Regions from separate parts of the Mus musculus genome. Here region 2 is linked to region 1. A link is a loop called in an ENCODE intact Hi-C map of the cell type or tissue named here. Cell type or tissue: gastrocnemius. All regions are shown on one strand.

What was found. A loop is a pair of places that touch in the nucleus more often than their neighbours do. Peaks named below come from ENCODE experiments on the same cell type or tissue, not always from the same donor. Only the 100,000 strongest peaks of a DNase experiment are listed, where the experiment ranks them.
Region 2: a loop joins it to region 1, with 3 times the contacts of the local background. A loop is called at or near these places in 6 of 42 quality-filtered maps.

What each region holds. Positions count from the first base shown.
Region 1 is chr1:40,084,925-40,087,424 of GRCm38, reverse strand. The region is part of intron 1 of Il1r2 (interleukin 1 receptor, type II); the gene reads right to left. It overlaps Gm16894 (predicted gene, 16894), which reads left to right and starts at 1,574. Exons shown (of 4, transcript NR_037980.1): 1 at 1,574-1,812; 2 at 2,138-2,281; 3 at 2,411-2,458. In gastrocnemius, a CTCF peak has its summit at 1,465; a DNase peak (open chromatin) is centred at 1,541; H3K4me3 peaks cover 1,458 bases; H3K27ac peaks cover 983 bases.
Region 2 is chr1:40,000,154-40,002,653 of GRCm38, reverse strand. Map4k4 (mitogen-activated protein kinase kinase kinase kinase 4) reads right to left here. Exons shown (of 32, transcript NM_001252200.1): 15 at 1,905-2,030; 16 at 1,063-1,224. Among named protein-coding and RNA genes, the nearest start is that of Il1r2, 83 kb to the left of the region's middle. In gastrocnemius, CTCF peaks have their summits at 442 (motif pointing left) and 1,532 (motif pointing left); a DNase peak (open chromatin) is centred at 1,552; H3K4me3 peaks cover 52 bases.

The sequences.
Region 1 (2,500 bases):
AAGGAGAGACACAGAGAGAGGAAGAGAGAGAAACAGAGACGCAGAGAGACAAAAACAGATGTAGAGACACAGAGAGAGGGAGAGGGAGGGACAGAGAGAAAGAACATCAAAACGATATTAATCAAGCAGATGTTCTCTGCAAATGCTGCTTTGAAAATGGCCTTGAAGGCCAGAAGTTATGAGGAATCATCAAGATCTGGCACAGTTGACCAAACATACGCTAGCAGGAGCAAGAAATGACTGATAGATACTGTGTTAAGCTTCAGGGTGTTGTAGGTACGGCTACATCATTTCTTGGGTTAGTGCACACAGCAACGAGAAAGATTTGTTTCCTATTGCAGTGAAAGCAATACCACATACTCAGCAGTTTAGCCTCGCCTGCTGTGGTCCAATGTCTAGGCTCATCTTAGAGGGTCTCTCTGCTCCGAGTCCTTCCTGGCTATAGCCAAGGCTCAACCTGGCTATGTTCCCTTTTGAGCCTCTGATTCTTTCCCAAGTTTACATGATGGTTATGATTGCAGTACTGAACTCCCTGCTATTTTATCAGCTGAAGGCCAGATGTCAAAGACTGCTGAGTCTCAAGCCTGAAGCCTCTCTCTAAGGCCAACAGCCTATGTGACACTGCTTCAAATCTCTTGACTCTGACCTTCAGACCAGCTCACAAAGAGTAAGGCTCTTACATGGGATCCACCAACCTGTTCTTCCTTTAGCTTAACTAACCGAGCCTGAAGTGACCCACAAAAATCCTTCATCCTTACTACTTAAGGTAGTACACTAAGAGTACTATATAATACTATATAGTACTAGTAGTACTATATAAGGTAGCATGTCTGTAAGTATTCTTCTGTTTATCCACCCCAGCCTTACTCAATGAGAGGGGATTCTACAGGGCATGAATCAGTGGGTCTCATTCTACAGTCCCGCCTGTTGCACACATGTAAAACATCTGATGACTACGACCTCTCGAACATTCAACACTCACCCAATGCTATACATTTACTCATTCCTCACTCCCAAGGAAGGTCTCTTTCCTGACTCTTGAAAGCTTGGTTGCTCACAACATGATCAACACGTGAGAAGAAAGCAGATGCCCAGACATCAACTCTCAGGAATAAAAGTCACCTGCGTGTTTACAAGACTCCCGGGAGATGCAAGAAGCAATGATCTCACAAGTTCCTTGTCCACAGATAACTCCCTCCGTCCTGGGCTCTCTAATGAGCATGAGCCTCATCTAATCTCCTAAGAAAATAGTCCTCCAAAAGGGCTCTTCCCATACAAGCAGTTCCAGCGTGTGATCGAGTCCTTGGGCACACACCCACATCTACTGAATCTGAAAAAAAAAAAAAAAAAATCTGCGTGGGCCAAGCAATGCGTGTCGTAGGCAGATATGGTAAAGGCCAAGTTGGAAGACCTGATAAACAGAGTAGTCGGAAGTTCCTTGAAAAAGCACCCGCTTCTGCCGCTTCTGCTGTCCCTAGAGGCTGGCGCTGCTATCCTGGGGTATGGGAGGAGGGACGTGATCACGTGATCTCCCCGGTCTCACTGTCAAAAAGTCGGACGTGGTCACGTGATCGCTCCATTCTCGCTGTCAAAACAGTAGGATTTGAGGGTGAGCTGGGAATGAGAATGGCTTGGGGAAGCCCAGGACAACCTGCAGCACACGAGGGAGGGTCCATCCCCGCAGCACTACCAGCTAAGAAAAGGAAAAGAATGCATTGAGGCAGGCGAGGCTCAGAGAGGCCTCGGGGAAGACATTCTTCTGCACTTATGCCTGTAGGAACAAGATGCTGATCCCGGAGAGCAAGCCTCCAGGTAAGGCAGAGCTAGAGGAGGGTGAGGTTGATGGAAGCCGATATGGAACACGGACGGAAGCCAGCAACATCCCACTGCAAGCAGGGACTGGGAAGGACAGGCCAGTCTTTTGCCTCTATTTACACAGTAGGAAACCCAGAGAGAAGCTCTGGCCAAGATCACCCTGTGTAAGGAGGCTGAGGTCAGAGACATATAAGCTAGGGCTCAGAAGGGAAAAAATGGGCTTCAAAATAGAGTAGGGGACTGAAGAGAAGAGACTTTAAGAAGCAGAGGAGGGAAAAAAACCAGTACATTCATTTATCTAATAACTGTGTGTGCCAGGCAGGTCTTAGAGTGCTGCCCAGTCTGCCTGGAAGCTATGGTTTCTGAGAGGCATCAGGTACATTTAAAAAAAAAAAATCACCCTAGGAAAGTCCCCAAAGCCTTTCAACGTGCTCTGCGCTCTGTCCCAGATGCTCAGCCTCCCAAGGTAAGAACCCAGCCCACTCCCTTCCTCCAGGTGAATTCTAGATGCTTGTCTGTCCCCTGCTACCTGGATCTGTGGACATTCAATAGCAGCTCTCTGATGTAGTCCCCCCCCTCCCTTTTTTTCTAACAGAGAAAACGAAGTAGAAAACAATCAAGGAATAAAGTGACCTCCACACAGGTGAGGAGACCGCTCACCCAGAGGAAGCTAGGAGACTCATAG
Region 2 (2,500 bases), 85 kb after region 1:
GCTGCTCAGAGGCAAGTTTGCCCTTGTGTTGGGTTTAGCTCTCAGGACAACCATGCTTCTCACCAGGAAACAGGCACTAAGTGGAGCAGCAAGTGGCACCTGGCCCTTCCCACTGCCTCTGCTGGCATTCTCTGGTGTAGCTCTCTGAAGCTCTCAGCTGCTATATCTGCATAAACCCCACCCCCTGTACCTCAGATTTGCTCAGCTCAACCATCCCCCAGGAGGGTTGGTTACTGCAGAACACATTCAAATTCTCATGTGACTGCATCTGTCACAGAAGGGCCATTTCTTCTCAAAACCACCAACTCTTGTCCTAGGTGACATGCAAACACCAGGGCCGACCGAGTACAGAAAGCTCAGAGAAGTGTGTGAGGCAGAGCAGCATGGAGGAGTGCCTACACACCCTCAGGGGATGGGTGTGTCTGCCACCTACTGTCCTTTCTAGACAAGGCTGCTGCTTCTCTTCTGAGCACTCAGACAAGACAGACTCTGGGACAGACTGAAGGAAAAGTCATAAACTCTGTCCTAATCTCTTACAGGAAATCAATATTCAACCCACTAGGCATAACCTGTGTTCAATCTTGACAGGTTTGAGAATCTGGTTTTGTATTTTAAAACAACAAACAAACAAACAAACAAAACCAAAAACCTTTTCCCAGGAAATTTACACATTCAGCCAAATAAATAGGAGCCTGCACAGAAATGCAAGGCCACCTTTAGCGTCCAAAGGTCCTTCAGGGAGCTGGGACCACAGACACAAAGTACTTACTTCAAAATGTTCAGGTTAAAAGTTCTCTTCTAACCTGCTTATACAATAAAACCAACGTTCTAAAAATATAATTTAAAAAAGTATTTAAGAGGAAGGAGGGACTTCACATCTGAGTTAAGGAGGGGGAAATAAAAGTATTGACTGGAGATAGCCATAATGAGTTCAATAAAAATCTTAGACAACAAAACAAACAAACGACAAGCCTCCTCTCCCTACGCTGAATGCACGCCTCCTGTTCACACCAGCTGTTGAGACAACGGGCTACACGTGGCACAGGGAGCTACTGCTGCTACCTGTGGCTCCGCTGGTCTCTGCAGGGCAGGGTGCACAGACTCGGAGTTGCCATTGGAAAAAGACTCTGACCGGGAAGGCACGGGTGGCTCCAGTCCTCTGCCCGTTTGCTTAGCCTGGGCCTCAGGGGAGCTGTGGTTAGTCTTTCTAAATCTATCTTCCACCTGCGTCAGAGAATTAGAAGACACGGCTCCATGTTAGTAGGAAAGGAGAGATGAGGAACATGTAAGAGCAAGACAACTGAGAGAAAATGTGTTCTATTCAGCTCTGAGAAGAGAGGCAGCTAAGTGCACAGTGGCGGTGCTGAGCAGGGCTAAGATTTGATAGAGGACTTTTAAAAACTATGAAAATGAAAATTAAGCAAAGCAGCTTCTAGACTATCCTCAGCACCTAGAGCTTCATTACTCTCTAAAGAACAGAATCTGTCCTGGACTCTGCTCCCTGTGAGGGAAGATGTAGAAGGGAGCCATCTGCAGGCCAGAACCGCACAGTGCTCCTGGACGCACCCACGTCCTTCTGTCTAGCCCAGAGAGGACCACTTGCTGCATCCTTATGGGAGGCTCTGGTCATCCAAACACCACTGATCCAGTAAGGCTAAAAGTCCACTGCCTCCTCATGCTAGTCTTAAACAAGACTGACATTTCTCTCATTCGCATGGTAAAGACTAACACTGCCAGGTACTTGTGTGTGTGTGTGTAGTTTTCTTCTGATCTCTCTAGCATTTGTTAACCAAGAAATCCATGCAGAAAACAGAGGTGAGATCCTGCAGTACAGCTCTCGACAGTCATCAGGGGACGCCTAGCTCTCTCGGGACCAGTCTGTAAGCAATAGGGAAAGCAGGTACCTCCCGAGCTCTGTCAGCAGGGTCATAGTGAGGCTTGGGCTCTGGAGCATGAAAGCTCGGTTTGCTCCTGTCCTGCTGCTGCGGGGGCGGCGGCTGCTGCTGTGCGTGCGGCCTCCTGTGGTCGTGCTGTAGAGACAGGAGATATGCTTGTTCTTGTTGCAACTGCCTCTGGAGCCTCTCTGCCTGCCGGTGCTCCTCCATCTCCCGCCATCGGCACTCCTTGGAGAGGGAGAGGGTGACACTGAATCTGGGGACCGTGGCGAGCTCACCTCCTCTCTGGATCCCTTCTTGGCTTTGGTTTTTTTTTTTTTTTTAAATAGCACTTCCCCCATTGTTTAAGAGCAAGGCAAAATGGCTGGGATTTTAAATAGCATGTTACCTGTGTAAAATGTGACAGCATTTGCTAACTGTAACATCATTGCGGAGTAAAGGAATTCAATTAAACATCAGATACAGTGGTATATATACACACATACTCAGCAAAAATTCCCACAGCATGCACTGTGAACCTGATACCTCTGGCATTTTCACATTCACTGAATGCCAGGTTCTGTTTAAGAGTTGACAGGCATTTACCAAACAAGGAGCTAGCTTAC